Regions from separate parts of the Mus musculus genome. Here region 2 is linked to region 1. Evidence: chromatin loops called from intact Hi-C (ENCODE). Cell type or tissue: gastrocnemius. All regions are shown on one strand. Each heading gives the region's core, and the rest is flanking DNA. Links, peaks and the distances in the headings are about the cores only. Region 1 holds the start of Aamdc (adipogenesis associated Mth938 domain containing). Region 2 overlaps Rsf1 (remodeling and spacing factor 1).

What was found. Peaks named below come from ENCODE experiments on the same cell type or tissue, not always from the same donor. Only the 100,000 strongest peaks of a DNase experiment are listed, where the experiment ranks them.
Region 2: it touches region 1 in a loop (2.5-fold over the local background); 14 of 42 quality-filtered maps call a loop at or near these places.

Annotation. Positions count from the first base shown.
Region 1 is chr7:97,572,261-97,587,729 of GRCm38, forward strand. It overlaps Aamdc (adipogenesis associated Mth938 domain containing), which reads right to left and starts at 7,237. Exons shown (of 5, transcript NM_001177945.1): 1 at 7,106-7,237; 2 at 3,328-3,431. The coding sequence starts at 3,393. It overlaps Rsf1 (remodeling and spacing factor 1), which reads left to right and starts at 7,636. Exons shown (of 16, transcript NM_001081267.2): 1 at 7,636-7,845. The coding sequence starts at 7,644. In gastrocnemius, for the core only: CTCF peaks have their summits at 4,035 (motif pointing right), 7,539 and 8,800; DNase peaks (open chromatin) are centred at 6,652, 7,315, 7,449, 8,231 and 1 more place; H3K4me3 peaks cover 3,818 bases; H3K27ac peaks cover 3,921 bases.
Region 2 is chr7:97,671,756-97,687,224 of GRCm38, forward strand. Rsf1 (remodeling and spacing factor 1) reads left to right here. Exons shown (of 16, transcript NM_001081267.2): 10 at 2,826-2,880; 11 at 4,401-4,510; 12 at 5,590-5,657; 13 at 7,180-7,387; 14 at 8,864-9,087; 15 at 9,944-10,132; 16 at 13,670-15,469. The coding sequence ends at 14,232. Rsf1os2 (remodeling and spacing factor 1, opposite strand 2) reads right to left here. Exons shown (of 3, transcript NR_154552.1): 2 at 7,167-7,343. Among named protein-coding and RNA genes, the nearest start is that of Rsf1os2, 17 kb to the right of the region's middle. In gastrocnemius, for the core only: a CTCF peak has its summit at 7,693; no DNase peak of the experiment used is centred there.

The DNA of each region.
Region 1 (15,469 bases), core at 2,673-10,672:
TCCCCTGCATCTTTGGGTTGCATCTTTTTGCCCCGCACCTGACTGGGCTCTTTTCCTTATTCTGTTAATATGATGCAATATAGAGCTTGATTTTATATGTTAAAACAAGCTTTGTATACTTGGGATAATTCCAGTTAGTTACTGTACATATAATTACTGAGAAATTGTTAATTTCAAACATGGGAGGAGAAGGCGCACTGACCTGAATCATCTCCAAATTAACTAAAGCAAGCGTTTTAAATCTGTGTACATGGACTACCTCCCCCTAAAGCAGGGTTTGAGAGGTCAACAGTGGACAAGCGGGAGGCAAGGTTTTCATAGCCCAGGGGTAAGTAAGGGGTCTACCTGACTGGAGCAGAACATACGCGTAACAAATTCATCATAATGACCTCCTGAAACAAAGACATGATTGTAAGGTGGTCCTAACAAGGCAGTCATAACAAGTAGTCATATAACCTTTGAAACAAAGGTAGGGTTGCAAGATGGTTAGAAACTAAGACTCGGTTGCCCTTTCTTTGAACCATTTGTAGTGAGGTTAGAGGTGGGACATAGCCCAATCCTTGAGAAACAGGTTTAATCAGACACAGGAATGCGCCTACTTAGTTTTTACTATCAAATGACTCTTAAGCCTAAGAAGGAGGCAGGCTAGGTTCATCAAAATAATACTTATCCTTAGTATTTGTGCGACCTTGTTGAGAAAATAGAAGTTAGACAGACTCCTTGGTAAGCAGATAGATAGGGAGAGGGCCACAGCTAGGTAAGAAAGGCGGTGAATGCCAGGCAGTGGTGGTGCACACCTTTGATCCCAGCACCTGGGAGGCAGAGGCAGGCGGATTTCTGAGTAGTTCGAGGCCAGCCTGGTCTATAGAGTGAGTTCCAGGACAGCCAGGGCTATACGGAGAAAACCTGTCTTAAAAATGGCCAGCTTCTTCCTTCTCTTCTAGACTTGAGACAAGCCTGTAGGTGGCTCAGCTCAGGACGTGTCTCAGTTCCTAGCCAATCAACTACACTAGCTTTCTTCAAACTGACTAACCATAAAGTAGGGGAGGAGACTCTTCAGAGGATTTAGCCTCCCTCCCCACACACAAAAAGACATTTTTTCAGCTTGCGTGCCCCCCTCATTTTTTCTTTTTAAAGATTTATTTATTTTATACATGTGAGTACACTGTCAGTGTCTTCAGACACACCAGAAGATGGCATCAGATCCCATTACAGATGGTTGTGAGCCACCAGTAGTTGCTGAGAATTGAACTCAGGACCTCTGGAAGAGCAGTCAGTGCTCTTAATCACTGAGCCATCTCTCTAGCCTGCCTTTTAATTCTTTAATTGGCAGAAAAAAAATAAATTAGATCAAGGCCCCTAAAGTGACTGTGATGTGTTCTATTTTTTTTGTTCTCTTTCATTTTTAGTATAATTTTTGATCCTGATGCACTAAATTGATTGTAAAAATACACCAATGAATCACGAGTCACAGTTTGAAACTACTACTATCAGCTGGGGGTATATTAAAAGTATTTAAGAATGAGACAGCATAAACATAGATTGCATTAAAAATGGAAGTGCTGTGTTGGGATAAGGTCTTTTTGTGTCTGTATTAAATATCCCACTGCTAGAGTTTGTTGGAGAGGCTCTTGCTAAGCAGTATGGCAGAAGTATGCTCAGGAGGCTCTGGGCAAGGCTTCCTGCAACGAAAATGTAAGAAGTATGTGTATAATTTTGTGGTCTACCTCCCTGAATATCAGTTTTTTTTCTATGTAGCATACCAAACTGCATAACATGATTTGTGTGCTTAAGTTTCTAATAGAAATGTTAAAAATTAAGATGTAAAAGGCTTGGGATATGGCTGATGGTAGAGTGATTCCCCAGCCCCATAGAAAATAGGCATAGTGGTGCTAAGCATGATGGCACATGCCTTTAATCCCAGCACTCTGGAGGCTGAAGCAGGCAGAGCTCTGTACATTCCAGGCAAGCTATAATTAGAGAGATAGCTATCTCAAAAAAGTGAGGGTGGGGTTGGGCTGGGGAGATGGCTCTGAGGTTTTGAGTACATGCTACTTTTGAGAGGACCCATTTGGTTTCTAGCACCTATGCTGTGTGGTTTCTAACTGCTAACTTTAGTTCTAAGGGGGATCTGTGGCCCCTGAGCTCAGTAGGCACTGCCACGTGTGTACACACCCATGCAGACATACATATGTACACACGAAAATCAACATAAATCTTTAATCATCAGGCTCAGGGCCTGATGGCAAACACCTGTAATCCCAGTACTTCTGGGGTGGAGGCAGGGGCTGAGCTCAAGGTCACTCTCAGCTACAGAGTGGACTGGAGGCTAGTCTGGGCTCTTGTGTCTGCCTTCTTTCATTCAATGTATTTTTGAGATTCAGCTATAATATTGTGTTGTTGACAGTATATTTCAGTATTTGTTGTAGTTTACTTCAGGAGTATAGCACAATTTACAATTTCTTTTGGATATTTTGCTGTTTTTAATAAACAATAATACAAACACTAGGCAAAACTCAACCTAGTGCAAGTTAGTGCGTAGCAATAAATGTATTGCAATTAAACAGCTGCAATTTTATCATTACATTCTAATCTGATACATATGTTAGGTATTTAAATTCACAAAATGGGATTAAACTTGCTTTTATATGTATGTTTTCACTCTTTAGATGGGACAGGGGCTTACCATGTAGCTCAGGCTGGTCTGGAACTCAATGTATACTTAGCCTGGCCTCAAACTCAAGGTCCTTCTGCCTCCATCTCTCTAGTGCTAGGCTGATTATATGCCAACAACCTGCAACTGGCATTAAATTCTTGTAATCTACAACTTGTCTTTAGTGCACAAAAGCAAGAGATGGTAATGGTACTGTGGGGGTGTGTTGTTTTTTCCTGACAATGGACTTTGTGAAGGCATGACCTTAGCATTGCTTTGTAGTCAAACACCTCTCATCTTTTGGGTGGATGTAACTTTCAGATGCCTAAGGACTTTGCTCTCATTTCAGTCTGGAATGCTGAATCCAATCTAGAAGAGCAGAAACTCTAGCATTAGTTAACAGTCCCCTTTGGAAGAGGTTGTGGATTGAAGTACAGTAGAAGAAACGACAGCCTTTTCTTTTTTAGGATGTTATTTTACGGCCTCATGGGAAAGCTGAAGTAGCAGGTGGGGTGGGTAACGCCTTTAATCCCAGCACATGGGAGGTGGCAACTGAAGGGCCACTGCAAGTTTGAGTCATGTCTAGTGAGATACTTTCTAAAACACTGACAGAAAACAAACAAACAAACAAACAAACCACAAAAGAGAAAAGAGAGGGGCATGGTGGAACACACCTGTGATCCCAGCACTTGGGAGGTGAGGAGGAGGGTCGGGAGGAGTTCAGGGAACCTCACATACATAGTCAGTTAGGGATAAACCAGGACTCATGGTACCTTGCCTGAAAAGAAACAAAACAGCTGAAAGTCAAGACAGAAACCTGATAAGGTTTACATAACACGTAATCAAACCTTCCACCTCCTTCAAAGTTTCTTTTCATAGACATTCTTTCACAAAGGTATAATTCAAAATATTGTGTGCCTGGCTTTTTGTTGTTACAAAACAGCTGATAGAGATGAAGTCTGGCTCATATTTTCCTTTCTTTCTTTAAAGATTTTTTTTTCTGTTTTTAATTTTCCATGTCATGTGTGTGGATGCCTGTGTGTCACAGCATGCTTGTGGAGGCCAGAGAACAACTTGTAAGAGTCAGGCCATCACAGCTTTAATCACGGCACCGTCTCACCAGCTTCTGGGTCAGATTCGCTTCGGTCCTTCTCCAGATTCTCCTTTGTCCTCCCCTACCTCCACATTTTGCATTTTGAGACTTCTATCAAAATTCTTAGTTTGATATTCCCAATTTCATATCTAAAATGCATATCTTCCCACTTATTAAAACTTTGCAGTAATAATCCACAGCTATATTTCCTCTTATTAACAAATGTATTTATTAATTTATGAGTATATATGTGTGCCTGAGTGTATGTATACTTCACTTCCTGTGAGCAGATGACTTTAGAAGCCAGAAGAGGGCACCAGATGCTTAAAAACTAGAGTTACAGGTGGTTGGGAGCTGTTGGATACAGGAACTGGGAACCAAACCTGGGTCCTCAAGTCTAACCTTAGGTTCTCTGGGAAGAGTTCTCTTAACTGCAAGCCATCTTCAGCTGTACTGTCTCTCTCCTATTTGAGACAGTTTTACTGTGTAGCCCTGGCTAGCCTTGAGCCCTGAGACTGCCTGTTTCTGCTTTTTGGTCCTAGAATGAAAAGCCTGTGTCATCACATCCCGCTACAACCATATTTTCTTAGAAACTTAAACAAACAAACAAAAAACCTAAACCCTTATTGTAGTAAAATATATGTAACATAAAAGAGAACCATTTAAATCATTTTCAGTACTATTAAGCATATTGTGCTTTGTAATTTTTTTATCTCTCTCCCTCTCCCTCTCTCTCTTAGAGAGAGGAAAGGTCTCTTTACACAGTCTTGGCTTCCTTAGAATTACCTGGCTGGCCTTGCACTCACAGAGACATACCAACCTCTGCCTCCCTAGTGCTGGGATTAATGGCATTTTTGATTTGAGGGTTTGTTGATCAGATTAAGACTCGCTATTCCAGTGGCTAAATATAGATGGCTAAGTGAATAAACATACTTGGTCTTCTTCCAGAGAACCTATGGTTCCTAGCACCCAAATCCTGTGGCTTACAAGGGGATCTGATGCTCTCTCTTCTGGATTACGCAATACGCATGTGCACATAAACACAAGATCATTTAAAATACAAACAAACAAACTGGTTATGGTTGCACACATCAGTAATACAAATGTTCGGAAGGTTTAGGCAGGAGGACCAGAAGTTCAAAGCCATCCTATCTACATAGGAAGTTGGAGGACAGAATGGAATACATGGGACCCTGTGTGAAATAATAAAATAAAAGGACTCATTATTTTTGGACCTAGAGAGATGGCTCTGCAGTTACTGCTCATTGCTTTTGTAGACGACTCAGGGTTCAGTTGCCAGTACCCACACCTATAACTCCAATTCTAGAGGAACGATGCCTTCTCGCCTCCAGCGGCACCTGTATACATGCAGTGCACATAATAAACTCAGGTAAGCACACACACATACATTAACTAAGAAAAAATAAATCTGAAGACAACATTTATTTTAAAGACCAGTAAGATGGTCAGTAAATAAAGGTGCTCACAGAGGAAGCCTGGCCACTCAAGTTCATTCCCTGGAGCACGCATAAAAGGTAGAAGAACAGAAGTGATTCAACAAAGCTGTCTTCTGACATGCAGGCAAATAGCGCAAATGTCTGCACACACACAGATAATATCTTAAAAGAATCATAATTCTAAGTAATAACTTTCAGAGAACTTCTTTCCTCTTGAAAAATGAGTTTCTTTGCTAATGAAAATGATATAGACCATTATGGTTTTCCCTCTTTTTACCTGGAAACACATAACATTCTTTAATGTTTATCTGTGAAGCCAATGCCCATGTTCCTGGCATAATTATTTGCCTATTAAAAAAAAACTTTCTTTAGTCACACATTTTCCTATTTAATCTGATTTAGAATATGTGTTGCTTTAGTTTTAGGAAGTAGGTGTTATGTAAGTTTTAAATATATTCTTAAAATTTTGGCATAATGTAATAAATTGTAGGCTCAATATAGCTGGATTCAATCTAGATTATAATTTTTTTATAAGAAAGATTTGATTCTTTGAAACAGTCTTACTCTATAGCCTGAACTCAGAGTTCTTCCTGACTCTGCCACCTGCCAGGACAAGAAGGAATCTTTCAAAGTACATTCAATGTGACAGAAAAACATACTAACCACTTTACTGTGAACTATCCATGCTGTAGATATTATTATTCACTTTACTAAAGTTCAAAGTAACAAAGAAACTTCGGAAGGTTATAAAGTAATTAGGGATAGGACTCAAGTCTGGTTCAACTCAAACTTACTTCCTGCTCCTAAGCATACAGTATACTGCTTCCTAAGCTGCAGGTTCTATTTATTTTCCATTGTTGATGACTTTCCCCATTCTGGGATTCTTTCTGAGAGAATGCTACAACCAACTCTGGAATGGAGTAGAACTCTGCTTCCTAACAAGCTTACTGCTGTGCAGCGAACTCCCAGCTTTCTAAGTAGAATCCTAGCTCACCCTCTAGACCTTGGCCAACTTAGAGCCTGAGCTGAGCCCAGAGTCTTCTTAGCATCTTAGTTCCCGAGTAGAGAGTGGTTCCTCAGATTTGGTCACCCAGCAGAGGCAATTCCTCATTAGTGATCCACAGAGTACCTTAGGCCCTGGTCCACCGGTTCCATCTGGCAAGGAAGCTCTTTAAACAGGACAGTAAAACAACTCAAAACAGCTTCAGGAAGTCCCTGAAACTAACCAGATTCATTAGGTCTCTCTCTGTCAGAGCAAACAGTAAAAGGTGATCGTCTCTCTCAAACTAAAGGAAGTTGAGCTGAAAAAAAAAAAAAAAAAGCCTCTCAGACAAGCTGCACTGCAAAGAAGACTCTGAGATGGGACCAGCTGCCTGGGAGGAGCAGAAGCCAGCTGAGCTGCCTGGAAGAGGTTCAGACCAGAGTCACTTGGAAAGGACATGCCAACGCAGTGAGCTGCCTGCAGGCTGTGCAGTTTTTATAATCTGTCACCCATGCTGGGGTGGGCCCTGGGGTCGCAGCTGTCTCTGAGTCATTCCTGCTCCTGTAAGTGACCCCTTATCCATGCTCCTGTTAAAATAAAACGCATTGGTTCGCCAAGTTGGACTTTGGTGTTATCTGTACTTCGGTCTGTCGGTGGGAGCTCTGTCTGGGGTGAGATGTGTTTACCGTCCCCCCAGGAAAAGTTTGGTCACACAACACTCAGGAGAGGGCAACACCCCTCAGCAAACTTTCTGAGACTTCTCTCCAGGGTCCCGCGCCAAGCCACAACCGCACCTTTCCTTCTCCTAACCTCTCTCCTCCCTGCCATTCTCTTTTGCTGCATCTTGGTGTCTCTCTTCAACTCCCTCTCTGTCTCTCTCTCTTGGTCGTCTCCGTTCCCAGATCCCGCAGAAAACTCACGCAGCGCTTCTGTTCGCGGTTGTTCCTCCAGTCGGATCCGTGCTTCACCTTTCCCTGCAGCTAGCCGAGGGACTCTGAGCCACAGCGGTTCAGCCACCAGGCCTGGAATTCGCCTTCAGCCGGCCCACACCCGAAGCTCCGCCCCCTCCCCCCATTGGCTATCGTTCTTAGAAAGTCCCGCCCCCAACCTCTCCGCCCCGCTTCCCTTGTTTTCATTCCCCCTGTCACACGAGGCAGTAGCGACCCCGAAGTGGGAGGGAAGAAGTCGGAGCCTTGAAGTCGTAGAGGGAAGGGGACGGGAAGAGGGCGGAAAGTGAAGGGCCCAGAGTGCCTCTCTGTCCCCGATCTAACTCAGTTCTCGACTGCTCCGGGCCGGCGTGGTATTGTGGGATCGCGGCGCCTGGCGCGAGACGCTCGCCGCCGCAGGGGCGTCCACTCGAGAGCGCCTCCTGTCGTCCGTAAAGCTACCCTGCCATCCCTCGGTCCCCCCAACTCCTCCCGCCCCCCCATCCCCTCCTCCTCCATCCTCCAGTTCAAAATGGCGGCGGCGGCGGCGGCGGCGGCGGCGGCAGCGGCAGCGGCGATGGCTCCTCCGGGCTGCCCGGGTTCGTGCCCCAACTTCGCCGTAGTCTGCTCCTTCTTGGAACGCTACGGGCCGCTGCTGGACCTGCCCGAGTTGCCGTTCCCAGAGCTGGAGCGGGTGCTGCAGGCGCCGCCGCCAGACATCGGCAACGGAGAAGGTAAGCGATCGGCCCGAAAGCCCGGCGGGAAGCGGCCCTGGCGCGCTTTAGCTCTCCATAGATACCCTGGGGCTCTGCGGCCGTCCCTCGCCAGGGATTGGCCTCCGCGGAGTCCCTACTCCTCGTAGCCCGGGGGTTCCTGGGTGCTGGGGAGGCGGGGCGGAGGCCCCCTAGGGCCACCGTGCCCCGCGGGGACGGAGGTGGGGGCGTCGCGGACCGGGTGTGGGCTAGGGCCCAGGAGGGGGTATTGTGCCGGCCTGACGCTCTGGGGCCGGGTCCCCCGCGCCGGTGTTGCCTCCAGTTCTTACCCCTTTAGGTGGCGGGGGAAGGGGAGCGCAGGTTCCGGCCAGCTTTGCGCTTTTCTCTTCCCCTCCTCCCACCAATCCGCCCCACCGTCTCCCGGGAGGCTGGGCCCATCTTCTCTCGGCGCCCCCTCTGCTCACTCCACCTGAGTGGGCGGGGGCCCGCGGACACTCCGCTCTCCCGGTGGTGGGAACTCCCCCGAGAGAGTCGGCTCCTGCCTTTTCCCGTCCCCTGGAGGGCTGGTCTAGCCCCCCAAACTCCTTCCTCCTTGGGAGATCTGAGTCTATGACCAGAGAGGGGGCTTCCCCCCTATTCTCGCGTAGGAAGGGGAAATGAACTCGGCCCAGCTTCTCCGCTCTGGGTAGGAGAGGGTTAATATCTCCTCCTCCATAGTTTTTCTCCTCACCACCTCCCCCAAAATAATAGAAAAGCATCTCTCCACTTTTCTCTATCCCTTCCCCCTATCTCAGCTACAGGGCTTAAGGGAAGAAGTCACTCTTCCATTTGCTGGCTGGGGTGGGGTGGTTAGTCTGTAGGCTGGAGGAGGGGCTCAGATGGCTGGGGAAACAGTTGAAGAAGGTGCTTGTTGCTCATGTTTCTCTCTGGTGCCGCTGGTCTATTATTGGTGTTCGCAAGTGGTGCTCCTTCCACATAAGGCCACCGCGCGGGTTCAGGGCGCATGCTCTGCCCGGCCCCATTGAAACTTCCTGCTGCTGCTGCTGGTCGTGGTTCTTTTGCTGGAGCATCTCAGCGCTGTGTTTGCTGCTTGCAGTCTTTACACGCTGAGCGCTAACCCTCTCCCCTATTAGTCCCGATCCATTCCGCTCCTTTTCTGGTACTTTATTTCCCTAGGAGAAGCCTAATTTGTGTACTCCGAACATTGCCTTTGTTTAGCGACAGCCCTTGGCAAAAGAAGAAACGTTTCCCAAATAGGTCTTCTTTTCTTCTTTTTCTTTTGATCTGTGCGTAGATGACCAGGGTGGACTGGGTATTGTACAAGGCATGATAGCTGTGACCTTTCTAAGAAAGCAGAGTTGCTTTTTTGTTCTGTATAGAAAATACGTTTCCGATATGATGTATTTACATAGCTAAGGAAAGACCCAAGTGTGAACTTATTCAAAGTATTACCTGTAGAGAAAATGTGTGATATACAATGTTATTAAGTATTAATCCTACAGCAGTTATTGGTACAATGGTCGTATACTTTCTTTCCACTTTCTCTTTTGAGACTGGCCTGGAATTCTGTATACCATGCTGGCTTGGAACTCTTAGGAATCCTCCTGCCTCTGCCTGCCTCGTGCTAGGATTAAAGGCATTTGTCACTACGCCAGGCTCTGCATCTCTTTACTGGTTCACAGTTCTTAGACTGTATCTGGCTATAAAAATCTAGTTTTTTAAACTATGAAATCAGAGTTAAATTACTTTAGGTTAAGATTTTTTGCAGACTTTCTTTAAACATTAAGCTTCTAGTGTATTAATTTCATTATCAAAATATATTCACATTCTTTTTGAAGAAAGTAGTCACTGTGAAGTGTAGTAGTACCCTCACTTAATTTTAGGATACTTTAAAATTAATAGTAATTTATTCGTCAGAAAATGTGAGTACTTGAGGGGAAATGTTTTTAGAATTTGGACCAAGTTAAGAGCCAGACATAGATTTTTTGGTGTGCCATTTGATTTTGAATATTGGATAAGCTTTCATTCCCTTAATTTTTAATCATTGTGTTTACTTGGTGTTAGTATTGAAAGAGAAAAGTTATTAGGATAGGTTTGATATTTCTAGCATTGAACTTTGGGCCATTAGCTAAGGAAAAAATGGGAAAGAAGTTGGGCTGAGAGAGACCATTTACCTCAGGCACAGTATTACCATCGATATGGTTGCTAAGAGGACTGATAATAGTAGATTCTGTCGTGCGGAATCTAAGAATAATTGTTAATTAATGTCACACAGTTCAAGACACGTGGCAAATGAAAAGTCTCTCTGAAGGTGAAAGTTTTACTGTGAAGGAAAAAGATGTTCAGGCTTTGGATTATGGCATACCTTACGGTAGTTCAGCTAAGATTGACTCAATCTTTTGGGGAAAGAAAACTAGAAAGAGTTGAAAGACCAGGGTTTGTGTAGAACAGCTTAATATGTGGGTTATAGAACAGTGTGTCTCATTTATATGTCTCTCATTTTCTTCAGCAGACAAAGATAGTGGCTAAGAGCCAAATGAAATGTTACAATTTTTTTTTTTTATAAACAAGGTACTTTCAAATATTCTGGTACTACAAATTAAAGATTTTTTTTAGATTTAAGATGCATAGTATCGTTTACATGTATTAATTGTAACTAGGTTTAAAGTTTTGTGAGGTTGGGAAGGCATGGGGATGTCAGTCATAATCCGTGAGTTCTACTTTGTATAAGTTTTATTAAGAAACAGCTCTGTGCCATTTAAAAAGTTTTAATTAATCTGAGCACGGTGGCACTTGCCTTTAATTTTAGCAGATCTCTGAGACCCAAGCATGCCTGGGCTACAGAGTGAGTTCCAGGACAGCTAGAACTACACAGAGAAACCCCATCTCAAAAAAAAAAACAAACAAGTAAAAACCAAAACAAAACAAAAAAGAAAGTTTTAATTTTGCTGGCAGGATAGCTTAGTGGGTTAAGGTACTGGTTGACAGGCCTCATGATCTGAGATCCCTCTGAGCCTACATAGGTGGAAAGAAAGAACCACTTGCAAGCTGTCCTCTAACCTCTACTAGAGCTTTTTGGCATGTGTATAGAAAGAGTGTGCATGTGTGCACACATGCTAAATTAAAAAAAAAACCTGCTGGGAGGCGGTGGTGCACACTTGGGAGGCAGAGGCAGGAGGATTTCTGAGTTCGATGCCAGCCTGGTCTACAGAGTGAGCTCCAGGACAGCCAGGGCTACACAGAGAAACCCTATCTTGAAAAGCAAACAAATAAACAAAAACAAAAAAAAATTACTTTATGCAAGTTTTGTTTTTTCCTAATGTGAGCAGCCCTTAGAATACACTTTTGTCTTTTTCAGTCCTCTGCTGTGCTAACTGGGGGAATGGAAAGGGGCTAAGTACTTGAATACAGTATTTATTGAGGTAGATTTAGCAATACCATAGCATTCTTAGGTAGAAACTAGTTTACTGATTTGTCCTTGTTTAAATACTTTATGCTCTTTTTCCTAAAAAGTTGCTTGCAAGCTTTAATTTGATATTGTAGCTTCAGTTTTGAGTGCCTTGTTCCTTAGTCAAGAAAGGCCTAGTGGAACAGAAAATAGAACCAGTGTCCATTCTAATTCCAAAACTTGATAAGTTGTTGTGTGCCTCATAGTAATACTCAGTAGGTACTTCTGGTTGTTTAAATATAAAATAAAACCATTAAAAATTCCATTTAGTTTAAAAAAATGATTAATTGTATGTGTCTGAGTGTTTGGCCTGCTTGTCTTCACTTGTGTTCCTGTGGCCTGGGGCCCTTGGAGTCAGGAGAAGGCATCAGATTCCCAGGAACTAGAGTTACAGATGGGAGCCACCCACCGTGTGGATGCTGGGAATCAATCCTAGGTCCTCTGCAAGAGCAAGGCTGTGAACCACTGAGCCATTTCTCCAGCCCCGAGATTTACTTTTCAAATGGTTTCCAAGTACCTAATAAGTGGAACTGATGTGATTTTTTTTTTTTTTTTGGGCTTAGGGCTGCTCTAAGAAAATTAATGAGACATTGTGGGTATCAGGAATCTAACTAAAATGCTTGGGAATTGCTGCTTTAGAGACTATTAAGTTTTAGGCCAAGGAAGAACGAACAACTGTATTGTTCATATTACAAGGAAAAGAAATTAAGACAAAGGCATAATATACCTGACCATTGGTGTTATTCAGACTGCGGTTTGAAAAGTCTGCCTAAATTATCACCCATGGATGGACTCATAGTTGATGCTAGAATAAGAAACGGGCATTCTAGATGAAGGCATTGCACGCTCTGCTCTCCACCACCCAGGTCTGTATTTACTATGGAACCGGCATACTTCTTCCTAACAGGAAGTAGGTGACTGTGGGATATAGATGGGTGGACATTGATTTTTGTCATATTGCTAAGTGTCACATCTTTTTCTGTGTGTGTCTGTGTGAACAACATAGGGGCACATGCATAGCATCGTTTGGAAGTCTAAGAATAACTTTTAAGAGCTAATCCTTGCCTTTTGAATTCCACTTTGTTGAAGCAGGGTCTGTGGTGTTTATGACACTGTGTAGCCTACTAGAGCTTTGGGCCAATTCTGCTTTCCTCACCTTCTATATTGTTTTGTTTTTGAGACAAGGCCTCACTGTGTAGCCCTGGTTGGCTTGGAACTCACGTAAACATAGATCAAGCTGGTTTCCAACTCAGAGTTCATTGCCTTTTCAGTGCTGGGATTAAAGGGTTGTGCCACCACCATCCCCAAAGAGAAATACTTTTAGTAATCAACTTAGTTCAGGTGTGGTTTGAGAAGTGACATACTTAATAATGATACTGAAATGTATGTAAGTAATGTTACAGTGTAGCAATGTGTTTTTGCATAGTATTAAATAATTTGATTTTTTTTTTTTTTGAGATGGATTTACTGTGTAGCTCAGATTAACCTCAGGCTTTCTGTGTATCTCAGACTAGTTTGGAACTCTATAGCCTAGGGCAGTGTTGAACTTGTGATTCTCCTGTCTTAGTTCTGGTAATGTGTGCATGTTTTTTGTTTGTTTATTTTATTTTATTTTTTTAAATTTGTTGTATTCTTTTAGTGCTGGGGCTCTAAGGAGCCAGAGCTAGTAGGCTGTCTGTGTGGTAGTTTAGTGCTCTGCCACTGATCCACCTCCCCAGCTGAAGCTCCGTACATAGCCCGATCCCATGTTCTGAACTTGGGATCCTCCTGTTGAAAAGTCCAGAGTCCTAGGAATGCCGTTGTACTCATCAGTTGTCGTACTTAGTAACTCTCTCTATAGTCAAGATGTCAAGTATAAAAGGGTATATATGTCTTTTATATTTAAGCAGAACTATATTCTGACTTTATATTCTCTCTTCCTGGTGCTTAGGTAAATGATAGTACTTTTTTTCCCATGAATTTGATGAAGTAAAACGATGACCATTGAAACAAGTAATACAATCTCTTAGTTTAAGCTTATCTTAAAGTGCACACATGGGTTAATAATGGCAGGTTATTGGTCAGTGTCCTTTCTGAAGCTAGAGCCTAGCTTGGTTAAAAACTTCCAGTTTTGGCACTTCTGATTTTGAAGAAGTAAGATTCTTTATTTCTCTTTGAGTTCTACAGGGTATCTCTTGTTTCTGACACTATGCAGTATATTTCTGGTATATCACAGAATTGAGGAGAAGCCAACAGTTATAAAGGTGGAAAGGAAGGCTATTAGCATTGTCTAGGGCAGGAGTTAGTTGGAATAGAAAAAGGTTTGGTTAATGTGAGACTCTAAATGCAAAATGGCCTGCTTTTTTAGTCTTCTAGACTTTAGTCTCTTTTAATCTTCTTATTTAGAGATTTACTGTGAAATTTGCTGTTAAACATCTTTAGGGGCTGGCCAGGTGAGTCAGCAATTAAGGACACTTGCTGCTCTTCCAGAGAACCCAGGCTCAGTCCTGCCACCCACATCCTCTGTAACTATAGTTCCAGGGGATCTGATACCTTCTGGTCTTTGCAGGCACCAGACATACATGTAGGCAAAAAACTCATACACATTAATAAAATAAGATTTAAAAAAAGGTCCTTAGGGGTTGGCTCACTGTATGAGAAACTTAGTGTATATCCTGAGCTCCCACATAAAAGCCAGGAATGGTAGTGCGTACCTGTAGCTCTTATGTTGTTAGGGAGGTAAAGGAGTGAAGAATGAAGTTAGGTGTGCCCCTGGGATGTGTTGGACAGCCACAGTCCTGGTTCAGTGAGAGACCTTGTCAACAAATCTAGTGGAGGGCTGTAAAGGAGTATACCTGAGGTTGATCTCTGGCCAACACATTTAGGTCTGCATTTGAGCACACACTCCAGGAAGAAAAGCCACACTGCTTACTTACTTCATTAATTTCACATGTATACTGGCCATCTGCTGCATGGTCAGTCTAGCAATTAGTGTAAGGGTTTAAAAGAAAACAAAAATGTTAGAAATGGGTCTATTTTTAAAGATTTTCTAGTTTAGTAAGAAACTGAAGTGAGCTTGTATGTTATCCTTCAAGGACATTTTTCCCCCTGGGATTTTATTAAATGGAGTAATAGGATATGCATTCTAGACTACAGGTTATAAGCTAACATGATCTCTCACAGGCTTTTGGTGAGGTAGATGACCACATGTGTTGTGGAAGAATAATAGTAATTAAGCTTAACACGAGCTGTGTCTTAAAGAAGGGAACTTAATATGTGTTGCTAGATTTAAAAGTAGACTTTTACTCTCTGCTTGATGAATATGGTCTCAATATGTTATTTTTCATCTCTGATTTTACTATAATATAGATGCCAAAGCAGAGGTCACCAGGATGCTATTTTCCATTCATGTTAGAACTTGTATAATATCAAATACTGCTTGAGAAAATAACTTCATTTAAGAAGTTATTTCTTAGCCGGGCGTGGTGGCACACGCCTTTAATCCCAGCACTCGGGAGGCAGAGGCAGGCGGATTTCTGAGTTCCAGGCCAGCCTGGTCTACAAAGTGAGTTCCAGGACAGCCAGGGCTATACAGAAAAACCCTGTCTCGAAAAACCAAAAAAAAAAAAAAAAAAAAAAAAAAGTTATTTCTTGGGGCTGGCAAGATGGCTCAACAGGTGAGAGAACTGACTGCTCTTACGAAGGTCTGGAGTTCAAATCCCAGCAACCACATGGTGGCTCACAACCACCCATAATGAGATCTGACACCCCCTTATGGTGTGTTTGAAGTCAGCTACAGTGTACTTGTAATAATAAATAAAAATCTTTAAAAAGAAGAAGAAGAAGAAAAAGAGGAAGAAGAAGAAGAAGAAGAAGAAGTAGTAGTAATAGTAATAGTAGTAGTAGTAGTTGTTGTTGTTGTTGTTGTTGTTATTTCTTGCCAGGCCAGCACTCTGGAGGCAGGGGCAGGCAGATCTCTTTGAGTTCAAGGCCAGCAAATTTCAGGCCAGACAGAACTATAAACACTGTAAACAAAACTCAAAACAAAAACAGAACTCAAAACAAGAAAAACCTGATTTCTTTCAGTAAGTGTTACTTACTTTGCCGGCTTGCTATGTGCTGGGCATATATAAACTATTGGAATGTATTACTGTTGTTATTTTTCTAGATGTATTTTTTTAACGTATGTAAGTGCTCTGTCTGCTTGTATACCTGCAT
Region 2 (15,469 bases), core at 4,322-12,321, 100 kb after region 1:
GGGAAGTCTGGAAGTAGGGCAACCCTTGTAATGGAAGAGTAGAGTTGGCTTCATGTAGTCTCTGAAATGATCCCTCTGGCTCTCATCCATCTTAAGAGTACAAGAGCACCCATTCCCTAATCCCATTGTTTTCTCCTTTGTATCCAGCATTTAAGCAACATTTTTCGAGTGCCTGTTTCATATAAGGCAGTGTGTTCAATTTGAGAAAGCATATACTTTTTCTACCTTAAATGGCTGTGCAGTCTGTAGAAAAGAGGATTCTGACAATGAGTAGTGACTATCTAGCAAGTGTCTACAGATCTGCAGTGTGGCTTTGTGGAATCTGCTGGTTTAGAAACCTCTATTTTGTAGTATGTTAATGTTAATGACACCTAGTGGTATCAGAGATAGTTTAGGAATTCAAAAATCTGTTCTTCCAAACTACATTTACTAGTGCTATGCTTAGCAGTGAGTTGAATTTAATTAGGGATTGGATTTTCCAGGTTAGAACAATGGGAAGGAGAATAAGAGACAAGGAGTTTGAAAGTGTATGCAAAGGAGTATTTACTGTGAAGGACTGTGTCGTGTCAGCCAGGTGACAGGGCTAGTCAGGTTTAGTACTCAATAGGGACCTGAGTAAGCGGACGTTCGACTAGAGTACAAAAACCGTAGCAATTAGTATATAAAGTAGAGTAACTTGGAAATTGAGTTAGTGGAGTCAGACAATAGGATGTGTAAAACTGAAATTTTTGAAAGAGTGGAGTTGTTAGTAATGATAAGATTTGCAGTATCATTCATCCAGGTAGTAAGATTGGGTGGACAGCATCCTGCCAAAAGGTTACTAACAAGACTGCGATGGGCAATCATGTCTCCCTTGCAGATTCTGTACAACAGCGAATCCATTTAAAGCCATGATTTCTCTGTTTAGATGGAATTATACCATTTCATGTTTCTAGTAGAGTTAGAAATGGTCTATAGTCAGTTGATAACTAATTATGAGGGCAAAAACCATAACTTATGTTATCTACGGATTTCAAAGCTTGGTATAAATCTGTCCATGATGAACATGAGCAAATATCTCTTCAGTTGAATTAAGAAGAGAAATAGTAGACAAATGAAAGCAATTTCAAGGTTTAAAGGAGAAAATTAGTTTTCAATGAATGTGATTATTGTAAGAAGAGATGTATGGGGGCTGGAGAGATGGCTCAGCGGTTAAGAGCACTGACTGCTCTTCTGAAGGTCCTGAGTTCAAATCCCAGTAACCACATGGTGGCTCACAACCATCCATAATGAGATCTGACGCCCTCTTCTGGTGTGTCTGAAACAGCTACAGTGTACTTACAATCTTAAAAAAAAAAAAAAAAAAAAAAAAAGAAGAGATGTATATCCCATATACTTAATATCAGAGACTGTTCAAACCATGAAATATATTCTGATTGTCTTGGTCATTATTAATTACTTATATCTTTTTCTTTTAAAAAAGAAAAAATAAAAGACTTATGGGCTGGAGAGATGGCTCAGTGGTTAAGAGCACCAACTGCTCTTCCGAAGATCCTGAGTTCAAATCCCAGCAACCACATGGTGGCTCCCAACCATCCGTAATAAGATCTGACGTCCTCTTCTGGTGCATCTGAAGATAGCTACAGTGTACTTAGATATAGTAATAAATAAATCTTTTTTAAAAAACTTATTTATTTTATGTATATGAATACCCTGTATCTGTCTTCAGACACACCAAAAGAGGGCATCATATCCCGTTACAGATGGTTGTGAGCCACTATGTGTTTGCTGGGGATTGAACTCAGGACCTCTGAAAGAGCAGTCAGTGTTTCTAACCTCTGAGCCATCTCTCTACCACTACTATACTTTAGTATTGGTAACAGCCTCCTAAGTACTATGAAATTATAATTTTATTACTATCTGAAATCTTACAAAGTTTTAATCAAAGTTATTTTATCATTTTCATAAATGTAATATCTTCACCGCCTAATTATAAGATTCTTGTTATCAGAGCCAGGAGTTCATAGCACATTAGAAGCTGCATTTCAAAGGCTCTAGACAAGTAAATGCATTAATTTCCTTTCAGAAGGAACATTACAATAAGCCAAAAAGAACAGTTTCTCTTTTAGTTCAGTTTAATGTACTTTGGTATTCAGAGCTCAGCTGCCTTTGCTGGACTGGGTTAACATTGAGAGGGCCAGAGCAAACTCCTTTTGTATAGAGCTGTTTGTTATTGGTTTTTTTAAATCAAAATACACAGTTTTGTGGTTTTTGTTTTTCTAGCAAACAGAACCATGAAGTCATTAAGCATCTGCATGCTTGTTTTCTGGCTCTATGGGTATCTTAATTTGCATTGTTGAATGCATAGCCATGTGTTTCCATTGCAGTTTTTCATCTCCAGAGCAAGAAATAAGTGGCTTTATTGTCATTCTCTGGAGCCTTGAGATGGTTTTGTTATATACTATTAGTTAGTCATTAATTTATAGTGATGCTTATTATCATAGTCTTATAATTTATACTACATTCATAACATTACCCAAAACATCTAATATGCAAAGACCTTGTTTGTCTAATCAGTGTTAGCTTTTTATCTTACTACATTGTCAATTCACAATTTGAAATTTCTTTGTTTATTTCAGTTCAAAAGTACAGCTTTCATATATATATATAAGAAAGTTTGTGCTTTTCATCTATACTAATTCTCTACTAATAGGGTTTCACTTTAGTATTGGTAACAGCCTCCTAAGTACTATGAAATTATAATTTTATTACTATCTGAAATGATATTTACATGTGAATTTTATTTATAGCAAATCTTATTTTATACTTTTGGTCTTGATTTTAAGGAAAGAACGTTTGGTGTATGTTGGTATCAGTATTGAAAACATCATTCCTCCACAAGTAAGTTTCTAGTTGATAAGTTTTTGGTTTTGTTTTAATTTAAAATCATAATGTGTATGCATGTTTCCCCTTTATGTCTATGTACCTCATGTATACCTATTGCCTACAGAGGTCAGAAGAGGGTGCTATAGATCCCCTGGAGCTGGTTGTGAGCCACTCTGGGAGGTGAGCATGGAACATGAGTCCCCTGAAGAGCAGCCATCCTTAACCACTGAGCGATTTCCAGTCTAAGTTTATATAGCATTTGTGGAAGAGATGTTATGTGCTTTCTTACATTTAATGGAATTGTGTGACTTGTTTTAATATTCAACATTCCTACTTTATTAAGGCTAGACATTTTAAGCATTTGTGGAAAGAACTTTTCAAATTATTATATATAAATAGATAACCCAAAAATGTGATTATTGTATTTAAACTAAATTTATAGCTCTTTGCTTTGGGGTAATATTCTATTGTTTCTATTGTAAATGGGACAATTTGTGGTTAGCTTTATAATGTGTTATTTGCATAAAATAACTAAAGAATAGCTTGGGAATAAATTACTTTTAAAATGGCCCTTACTGAAACTTTAATTTCTATTATAATTTAATTTCTTTGAAGAACTACCATTATTTAACATTTATTAGTCTATAATTAAGGGTACCTCATCAGTGAATGTTCAGTAATTTCAAACTTGATTTTGTTGTGAGTTTTGTTACTGTAGCTGATTTTTGGCAGGGTATATAACCCTGACTGGCCTGGAATTCAGGGATCCACTTGCCTTTACCTCTTGAGTGCTGGTTTTGAAGGCTAGGCTTAGAGCTATAAGCCATCACAGTCAGCAGGTTCCAAGCAAAGTCTTACAATTTTATTCTTTTCACAATTTTTTTTCCATTTTTTATTAGGTATTTAGCTCATTTACATTTCCAATGCTATACCAAAAGTCTCCCATACCCACCCACCCCCACCTACAATTTTTTTTTAAAGATTTTTTTTTTTAAGTATATGTGTACACTGTCATGTCTTCAGATACACCAGAAGAGGGCATCAGATCTCATTACAGATGGTTGTGAGCCACCATGTGGTTGCTAGGAATTGAACTCAGGACCTCAGGAAGAGCAGCCAGTGCTCTTAACCATTGAGCCATCCCTTTCCACAATTGTATCATAGCTTTAAGTAGCTTACCTAGTTGTTCTTCTTCAGTTTAAATCAGATCATCTCGCGAATTGAGCACACACAATGTATTCAGAGTTTTCTGTGTAATTATTGGTTAGCCGATTGAAACTGTAGAAAAACTTCACTCTTGTTATTTTATTTTAATACAATTACAAACTCACAGAAGTATAAGAAAATCAACAGAAATATTTCATTTATTGATCTCCAATTTTTTAATTTGTGTAAGTAGTTTTGCTGTGTATGTTCATTGTGATAGATAATCTTAGAAATTCACATATTTTGTGTATGCTGCCTAGGTAGAATGTGAAAGCTGCTAATTCCAAGAACTGTTTCCTGGTCATACCTGTACACTTTTATCTTTAAAGGAGCCTGAGTTTTCTGAAGAGCAAGAAGAAAAGAAAAAAGATGCAAAAAAATCCAAAGCAAATGCACTTGAAAGGAGATCAACAAGAACAAGGAAATGTATTAGCTACAGGTATGAAGGAAGAGAAAGTTGTTGTAGTAGAAGAGTCTGGTTTTTTCCAGTTAGACAAGACAGAAGTGGATGGTTTTCCCAACTTAGTGATTTTTAAGTATTACATTTATGTCACTTGGTATCCTTGGGTATAGAGTTCCAACACTAAAAGGCCACGCTGTAGCTCAGAAGTAGTAGAACCCTTCCTTAGCTTGAGTCAGGTCATATGTTCAGTCCACACACCAGGCACACACTTGCATGCACTTGTATGCACAAGATTCCAAGCAGAAGTTATTTGTACATTCAGTCCGGCTGAGTTCATCTTAGGTCACCTGAGCCCAAACTAAGATGAATCTTCCATATAAAGCAATCATAGAGATCTTTTTTTTCTTGTTTTTTTATCTTTAAATCCAAAAAATAGTTTTTTGAGCAAAAGCACATTTATCTAGTTGTAAAATTTGATCATTTGTATATGAATTTAACAATACACTTACTTTCAATAGTAATTATATAATAATCTAAAGAATCTAAAACTTTACTGATTCTTTGAAGTTTTTACTTGTTTATTGTCTAGAGTGTGTGCGTGTGTGTGTTAGGGTACCTTCACATATACTGATATTGTATGAATCCTTCTGCTTTCCTGTGTAGAAATACTATCAACTGGATAGCTTTCAAAAAGCATGTGTTGATTTCTCACAGTTCTGGAGACTTTATAAAGTCAAGATGAAAGTACCAACAGATTGGGGAGTCAGATTTCAGAGCCTGTTTCTGCTTATCAGTGGCAACTTCATGCTTTGTGCTCACAGGATAGACGTTCTCGAAGATCTAGTGTCTGGTGTGGGTCTACTTCCATAGATAGATAGATAGCTGTCCTCCTGTTATAATGTCACATGGCAGAAGATGCCAAGAGATTTTTGTTTTCTCTTTTTTAGTCCTGTTTAAGGAGGACATTAATCATAGTCGTGTGTGAACCATACCTTAAGGTTGTCACATGTGAGTTGGAATGGGGACAAAACCAGACTGATGCAGACACTTTGTGTATGTAGTCTATAGAAATCAAACATATACAGCTTAGGGTCTGATCACTGTGCTTATTTTAGATTTGATGAATTTGATGAAGCAATTGATGAAGCTATAGAAGATGATATTAAAGAGGCTGATGGAGGAGGTATGTGTTTATCTGTTATTCTTTTCACATAATTCTACCAGCAGATTATTGTTCTCTCCAAAGCTAACACTGAACAAACTGTCTCATATTTAACATAATCTGTTGATATAGTATTAGTGTATTAAGTCAGAACTTTGTAATTATTAATTTTTATATGATATAATACAAAAGTTAATTTTCTTTATTAATCAAACAATTTCTATCTGATTCTAATTAGAATACTCAGTTAACTTTCCTATTGTCTTTATAACTACAAAGCCTCAAATATATGGATAATTCAAATTTTAATGACTGGTATAACTTAAAGATCAATTTACTCACTTAATTACATTCTCTGTCTTTTTTCCTTCCTTCCTTCCTTCCTTCTTTTCTTTCTTTCCATTTCATTTTGTTTGAGACAGGATCTCTCTCTGTGGTTCTAGTTGTCCTGAACTTGCTGTGTTGGCAAGACTGTCCTTTAACTTACAGAGATCCTCCTGCCTCTACCTCCTGAGTGCTGGGATGCACTACCATGGCTGGCCTTTAATTACCTTTCAAAACAGCATTATAGGAAAATCTGAAGGTTGTTTGTTAAGGCATTATATAGCCAGTTACTAATGCTCTGATGTAGAACCTTCTGCTTTCTACTTGTTCCTGTAAAATAGTAAAAGTGGATGAGTAAGCCTTTTGTTTTGTTTTGTTTTGTTTTGTTTTGTTTTGTTTTGAAGAAACTGACATTAGAGCCTTTCAGAACTGTGTCCTTTATATCTTTATCAACTTTGTTTCTGTCCTTATTCAAGGATATTTTTGAGCAGCTACTAGCAGGTATGAGGTTTTATTTTCAGAGTGAGGAGGTGGTCTCAGATTGGCTAGTGTTGGCAGTTGGACAACTTTGTGGCTAAATCAGAAAACTCTGAGTTACTTTTTTTAAAAGATGAGTCTGGAGAGATGATTAAGCAGTTCGGAGCAACTGCTGCTCTTTCAGAGGACTAGAGCTTGGTTCCTAGCACCATGTACGTATGTATGTACAGCATATGCATGCCTGATACCAGTTCAGCTCCCAGTATCTACTTCATAGCTCCCAACCATACTAACTGCAGTTCTGTGGAGCTGGACTTCCATCTTCTGACACTGAGTATCAGACATGCATGTGCTGTACATACATAAACACGCACACAAATAGAGTATTGAGCCAGGTGTGGCGATACAAATCTCTAATTCAGGAAGCTGAGGCACAAGGAGTTTAGGGCCAACCTACGCTGCACAGAGAGGTTTTTAAACAGACTTCCACCAAATAAAAGACAGTGAGAAAAAAGAGGGGGTGGGGTGAGCATCACTTGGCAAGTCAAATGTAAACTAGGAGTCTCTGCCTTGTAAACTTGTACATAGTAAGAGAGGCACAGTAATCCTTTCTTTAGAGCATTATCAGCTGATGTTGTAAGGAGCCTACATATTTCTAAGATAAATTAAGCAAAGGAATGGCTGCTGCTCTGATGAGTTATGGGGAAGGTTCAATAAACATGTAGTTACCTCTTCCTTTCAGGAGTTGGCCGGGGGAAAGATATCTCCACCATCACAGGTCACCGTGGGAAAGACATTTCTACTATTTTGGATGAAGAAAGAAAGGAAAATAAACGGCCCCAGAGGGCAGCTGCTGCTCGCAGGAAGAAACGCCGGCGACTTAATGATCTTGACAGTGATAGCAACCTAGATGAAGAAGAGAGTGAGGATGAATTCAAGATCAGTGACGGGTGTGTGTCTAGGGGTCAGCATGCAAACTGCTGCGTCCTCGGAGAGCCACACTGCTGTGGCGTGGCTTCCTCTATATGGATTTGCAGGACATTTAAAATAAATTTGAGATCACTGGTTTTGATTCATTTTTAGATTAAAATTAAAGCTATGTTTATACTAGTTTAATATTTAAATTTGTTTAACTGCAATTGAGGTTTCATTTATTGAAAGCTTTCTCTATACAACCTTCTACCAAGTTCCTCAGTAGTTTTTAATTGTATGGTAAATTATAAAGAAGTATCACCTCTCTCTGGCGCTCTCTAGAGGTTGGATAAGGGATAACTAATCCAATATTAGCATTACTTCCATTTATACAGAACAACAGAACAAGTATAAACAGTATTGTGGAGTTTTTCCTTTTGGTTTGTTAATGGATGTAGTATAATAGATAAGTATACAAAATCACAGAAAAGTTCCTCTGCCTTGCCTGCCTTTGTAACAGATAAAATTAGAGTACAGAAGATAGTTGCTCAGGGAAACCACATAAGAAAGAAGTTAGAGTTGGCATGTGTAGAATGGGTATTTTGGGCAGCCTTGTAAGTTTAGAATTAGAGGCAGTGTGAGATAAGAAAGCAACCAAAACAGAGAAGCCACATGTTCAAATGCCAAGGCATATTTAGGAAACTCCCAGAAAAGCAAGAATATGGGGATAAAAAAGAAAAAAAATCACTGAGTGGGTTTTTCTTTTTTTTTTTTTTCTCTTTTGTCATGCATATAATTTTGAACTTTGTCCTGAAAATGGATTTAAAAAAAAATTACCCAAAGGGTTGAGGCACGAGATGAAAGGGAAAAAACCTCAGACTCTGGCTGGGTGAGTGATGCTCAGTACCAGGCTAACTAGCTGAGCAGGTAAACATGTTTGGGTGAGTGATGCTGGGTGAGTGATGCTCAGTACCAGGCTAACTGGGTGAGTGATGCTCAGTACCAGGCTAACTAGCTGAGCAGGTGGACATGTTTGCTCCCGAAGCCTGGCAACCTTTTCTTTAGAAGCCACGTAAGGGTGGGAGGACAGAACCAATTCTGCAAGTTGTCCTCGGAATACGCAGGCACAAGTACTCTATTTCTCCTCATAATAAGAAGTCAACGTTTTGTATTAAAAATATCCGGTGGCTGACAGAGAAGAGTAGTAAGTTAAGAAATAATGAGCCTTTTCAAATGTGTTGGATTTAAGATGTACCCAAAGAGGTCACTGCAATTCATGTGTGACTTACAGCATTTATTCTCACAGCTTCTTCAGAGGGATAGATGGTAGAACATACATTTTATTGGCAAAGTTGACATAATTTTCCAAATATATCTTTAAATTTACTTAATGTTTTACTGGGTTCTTTACAATGTGTTTGGAACTTTGAAAAACTGGTTATCACTTCTAAATGTACCAAAACAAAACAAACACTAAGTGTACCATCGTGATGTATCTGGCTTTTCCTGGACAGATCTCAGGATGAGTTTGTTGTGTCTGATGAAAATCCAGATGAAAGTGAAGAAGAGCCACCATCCAATGAGGACAGCGACACTGACTTCTGCAGCCGAAGACTGAGGCGGCATCCTTCTCGGCCAATGAGGCAAAGCAGGCGTTTGCGGAGAAAGACCCCAAAGAAGAAGTACTCCGATGACGATGAGGAGGAGGAAGAATCCGAGGAGAACAGCAGAGACTCTGGTAAAAGTCCTTCAGTCTGAATCAGAGCAACTCAGTTACTTCCTGTGACTTCTCGTCACAGGATGTTGGAGTCACGCAGCTGTGACATGTCCTGATGGGACTGAAATGCTTTTCTTATGACTTTACTAGTAGCTTTTCTCATACAGAACTACCTGAGAAAATTCACACAAATTAATATGTTTCCTTCATGCCAAACTCTGAATGATAAATTCTGATAAATCCTTGTGGTGCCACATATTTCTGAGCATATTTTGAGATGTTGGAGATGAATAACTAGTTAACCCAACACACAGCAGGATTTCTTAACTTTTCTACGCACAACATTTACTCTCGAGGATTTTACAGGACTTCCAGCACATACTCAAACATTTACTGATAAATAAATCATAAAAATATTTTTTAATGTTTTTTTCTGTGCATTGTTGTTGTATCTGTGAGAGGGTATCAGATCCCCTGCAACTTGAGTTACAGACACTGAGCTGTCATGGGGGTGCTGCTGGGAATTTGACCCAGGTTCTCTGAAAGAACAGCCAGTGCTCTTAACTCCATCCCCAATACGTTCATTTTTAAAGTAGTTCTTTAGGTCTGGACATGGTGGCTCATACCTATAATCCCAGCAAAATTAGGAGGGAGGGAGGGAAGCAGGCGGAGAGACAGATCTACCTGTCTCTGCCTCCCAAATGCTGGAATTAAAAGTGCACCACCATCACCTGGCTCTGAGATTTATATACCTTACTTAACTAAATTTTTACAACTAAATTCTAGTAACCTTATATTTTTATAGCGTTAGCTAAGTATACTTCTACCAATGGATTTAAATTTTGTAATTTTTTTATTTCCCTCCTTTTTTAAACAGAAAGTGACTTTAGCGATGATTTTAGTGATGATTTTGTAGAAACCCGGCGAAGGCGATCAAGAAGGAACCAGAAAAGACAAATTAACTATAAAGAAGATTCAGAAAGTGATGGTTCCCAGAAAAGTCTACGACGTGGTAAAGAAATCAGGCGAGTTCACAAGCGCAGACTTTCCAGCTCAGAGAGTGAAGGTAAGTTGGTGTCCTGTGTGCGGGAGCAGGGCATGGCAGAAATAGACACTGCATGGAAAGAAAAGTGACTCAAGCTTTTCTTTATATTAAAATGCATACAATCATTAGTGTCAGTAAGATGAATCTTAGATTTTTTTTTGTTTATTAATTATAATTGGAGTAAATGACTCAATAGAATGCTAATCTTTAAAGGTTCCATTGTATTAAGCTCTTAATACAATGTGATTTATTCTGCTCCTTTTGTTTTGTTCCAGTTTGAAATCACTTCTAAGTTCTGAGTAGATAAGCAGTCTCAAGCCAAGTTATCTATTGTCCTTCTGTACTTTCAGTATGAATTTCAGCTGAGATCTGTTTTATGTAATGGCTTGAGTTGTTCTATACCAGAAGTGTAGAGAAAGTTTTAAAACATTCATAGCCAGGCAGTGGTGGTGTGGGCCTTTAATCCCAGCATTTGTGAGGCAGAGACAGGTGGATCTCTGAGTTCAAGGCCAACCAAGTCTATAGAGTGAGTTCCAGAACAGCCAAGGCTATACACACACACACACACACACACACACACACAAAATGCTGTCTTGAATACCTCCCTCCCCAAATTCATTTGTAGGGGCTGGAGAGGTTGCTCAGTGGTTAAGAGAATTTTTTGTTCTTTCAGAGGATCAAGGTTCAATTCCTAACACCCACAGTAGGTAGGCATCTCACAACCACACATAACTCCAAGTTCATGGACTCTAGTGCCTTCTGATGTTTGTAAACACTGGCATACAAAGATATGCATACATAATAATAAGGTAAATCTTTTAAAAATTCTAATAGGAATGCCCATTTCATTGTTAATTCAAACCTCTAAGGTCATTTTGAAAGATGCTGACTTTTTTTTTTAAAGATTTATTATTATTCATAAGTACACTGTAGCTGTCTTCAGACACACCAGAAGAGGGCATCAAATCTCATTATGGATGGTTGTGAGCCATCATGTGGTTGCTGGGATTTGAACTCAGGACCTTCAGAAGAGCAGTCTCTCCAGCCTGATGCTGACTCTTTTTAAGCATAATCTATCATTGCTTATGATCTGCTTTGAATATTGCTTTTACACATTAAACATCAAACAAATAATTGAAAGTATGAGACCAGGAAAAAAAATGTGGATGTAGGAGACTAAAGGTAAATTTCCCTTGATTATCTTCATATGTCATAAATAAAAAACATGATACAGCCATTAAATGTCAGTATTGATTGGATAAGCCCTTGGTGTAAGCACTAGGAATAGGACAGAACAGAACAGCCCTCATGTAGGTAGATGGAATGGTAATAAAACAAATGTTAGAATATAAGCTATTAGAAGGAGAAAAGAGGATTAGAAAAATATTCTTCCAATTTCTGATTTCTTCATTGAGAAAGACAACATTTAGGGAGCAAAGTTAGGAATTTCTGGTGAAATATTTGCCTAGCATGCCTGAGACTCTACACTGGAGATTTGGTTCTAAATACACACAAACACATATTGGTAACACATGCTCCCCCACCCATGCTCAGACATACTCTTTCATCCACACAGGTGTGACATTTAAGATCTGAAAGAAACATAGGGTAGGCATTCTCATTCTCTGAAGGAAGAGCGATACCGACTGAGGGAGTGTCTACCTCAGAGCCTGAGCTGACTGTGCCCAGCATCATCAGGGAACAGAAGGAAGGTCGGGGTTGTTAAAACTGAAGGTGTCATGAAGATGTCAGCAAGCTCCAGTGTACCTGCTGACATAACAGTGTTGCAGATCAGGTTTTATTGGAAGATGGTCATATCTGTTTGTTTACATATTGTCTATGACTCCCTTCTTAAAAAATGAGTAGTTCTGATAGAACACGAGGTCTCTCCTGACATAAATAAATAAATAAATAAATAAATAAATAAATAAATAAATAGTAATCTCAGATAATCTCAAAGCTGCCTAGCTTGTTTTCTACAATAATTAGAATATTCTGTGTTAGTGCTGATTAATTCAGTGATGTTATCCTCATGAGCCTGTGAAACACTTAAAGTTTAGCCGGCTTGAGCATGAAACTAAATGCTGTTTAATTTTAATTGATTTAAATTTACCACATGACTAGTGTCTATTAAGAGAGTAGGCTGTTGTATGGATTATGGATTTGCTTTGTGTGATATGGGAAGTGCAGTGGAGTAGTATGATCTCATGTGGGTTCTAGTTTGCTAGAGTACCTACTAATACTAATAAATTAAAGAGGGAGAACAGTTTGGGGACCAGTAGTCCCAGGATGAGATGATGGGGTAGAGCTAGGTCTGTACTTGTAAGAATAAAAATCAAGTTGTAGATAGTTTATACTTTAAGATAGAGTTTTAGATTTGTTTGTGTGTGTTTGCGTGTGCACTACATGGATGCCTAGTGTCTGAGTGTCAAAAGAGGGCAACAGATCCTCTGGAACTAGAATTACATGTGGTTATCATTCCTCTGAAATGGGTGCTGGGAACTGAACTCTGGTCTTCATCAAGAGCAGCATGTGCTCTTAACGGCTAAGCTATTTCTCCAGCTTTCCAAGGATCAGTTTTGTTAGAGCAAAATCATTTACTGATTTGATGAATGAGAAATCAAGGAGAACTAAGCAGCTTTAAGAACAAAACTGCTGGGCTGGAGAGATGCCTCAGCCGTTAAGAGCGCTGACTGCTCTTCTGGAGGAAGTTCAAATCCCAGCAACCACTTGGTGGCTCATAACCATCTGTAATGGGATCTGATGCCCTCTTCTGGTGTGTCTGAAGACAACTATAGTGTACTTACATATAATAAATAAATTAGAAAAAAAAGAAAAAAATTGCCATATGACCTTTAAGAGCTTTTTTATTCACACTAGATTTAAGATGCCTCTTTAGCTATCTAAACATACATGTTAAAGACTAATCTAGATTTTAGTTTGCCTAAACCTTGTAAGTTTGTAAATGTATATGTAACACAAAGACTCAGTGAGATGACTCACAGAGTCAGCACAGATAACAGTAAGACATTCCCAGTTCATAGTTTATCAGAGGAGGTCACTACTCTCAAAGGTGATGCCCAGACATTTGCTTTTGGTTTCTGTTTTGAGAAGGATTTCATATAACCCAGGCTAGCCTTGAACTTTTGATCTTCCTATACTTCCCAAGTATGGGGATTATAGGTGTGTACCACCTTCCTTCAGTTTTAATCTTTCCTTATTAATGCATTTATATGACTTCCCAATTTTAGGACTAAGGGAAGGAGTTTCCCAGTTTGTGGCCAACTTATTTTCCCCTAGTTCGAGAACCATCAGATGCCCCTCTTCTCTCACTCCCAAGAAACCTACTGTCCCCTAAATCAAAATTAAAATGCACAATAGACCTCACTAAACATTGTTATAGATGATGGTAGAAGTTAGAGGTCTATCATGTCAGTCCATTTATTACAGAGCAATATTTTCATAAAAGCAGAGGATGGGGTAGATAAGGGAAAGGAAGGAGTACTTGAATGTGTTTATGTCAACTGTGCCAACAGCTTAAATGTCTGTTTATTCTAGAGAGCTTTATGTCCAAGAACTCTGAAGATGATGAGCTAACAAAAGAATCGAAGCGATCTGTTCGAAAACGGGGCCGAAGCACAGATGACTATTCAGAAGCAGATGAGGATGATGAAGAGGAAGGCAAACCATCCCGCAAGCGGCTACACCGGATTGAGACGGACGAGGAGAGCTGTGACAATGCTCATGGGGACGCAGACCAGCCTGCCCGTGACAGCCAGCCCAGTGCCCTGCCCTCAGAGCAGGAGAGCAGCAAGAAGCCCTACCGGATAGAGAGTGATGAGGAAGAAGACTTTGAAAACAAAGTAGGGAGCCCATTGGACTACAGCCTAGTAGACTTGCCTTCCACCAATGGACAGAGCCCTGGCAAGGCCATTGAGAACTTGATGGGCAAAGCAACTGAAAAGTCCCAAACCCCCAAGGACAATGGCACAGCCAGTGCAAGTCTAGCCCCCAATGGGACAAGTGGTGGACAGGAGGTGGGGGCACCAGAGGAAGATGAAGATGAGCTTTTGCGAGTGACTGATCTTGTTGATTACGTCTGTAACAGTGAACAGTTATAAGACTTCTTTCCATTCTTGTGCTAATTTATTCCACGGTAGCTCTCACACCAGCGGGCCAGTTAGTAAAGCTGTTTAATTTTTCCTAGAAAACTACAGAACGACTTTTTAGAAGAAAAATTTCAACAAATCTTGAAGTCTTTCTGGGAAGTGACCAGTTTTGAACTTTGAAGATTAATAATTGCTGTAAATTCCTTTTGATTTTCTTTTTCCAAGTTCATGGTCCTTGGTAATTTCATTCATGGGAAAAAATCTTATTATAATAACAACAAAGATTTGTATATTTTTGACTTTATATTTCCTGAGCTCTCCTGACTTTGTGAAAAGGGTGGATATGAATGCATTCCAAATCTGTGAGGGCCCAAAACAGAATTTAGGGTGGGAGAAAGCACCTGTGCTTTAGCTTTTCATATTAAATATATATTATATTTAAACATTCATGGCATAGATGATGATTAACGAACTGTTTAAAAGTTCATGTCTGTACTGTTGCAGTTTGAGTATTGTAGATAACATCACACAAACATCACTTAGTAATAGCTTTTGTGACATCAATTGGTTTACTTTTGGAGTTACCACACTTTAAATAAAAAAAGAGACCCTGGAAGCACCATCATAAAAACATTTTAACCTAAGTTTCTGTTATAGCAGAGTTTCTTGTTATAAAAAAAAAATCATCTGGAAAGTATTTGTATAGTAAAATGTATAATGAAGCTTTGACAACCAGATTGTGCTAACAGAATCTTTTCAATAGCTTTAAAGCTTTTGTAATAAATTAGATGGCCTATACATGCTGGGCCAGGTGGGCAGTTAGTGAAATGAGTGGTCTTTCCCTAAAATCTAGGTACACTATAAACTTGACAGTAGTGTTAACTCTTCAGGCCACATGGTGTTCACCATCTGGGATGCCATTTTGAATATAATCCATCTAATATAACATGGAGATGCTAAGCTGTGTATTTTAGCACATTTGAAGACTGAGAAGGGATTTTCAGGTGAATTTTAACTGGTTTATTCTTGCCCTTACTATCTACTTCAAATTGAAGTCTACAAACAAAGCAGTTCCTTTGGGAGGTTTTTAGTTTTTAGTTTAAGCATGTTTATGGTGTGTGATTTGTATGATGTGTGTGTGTGTGTGTGTGTGTGTGTGTGTGTGTGTGTGTGTGTGTGTGTGTGTGTGTGAATTTTCTATCGGCCTGGATATATTAGCAGGGTTTGAATGTAGTTTTGGCCTTTGGCC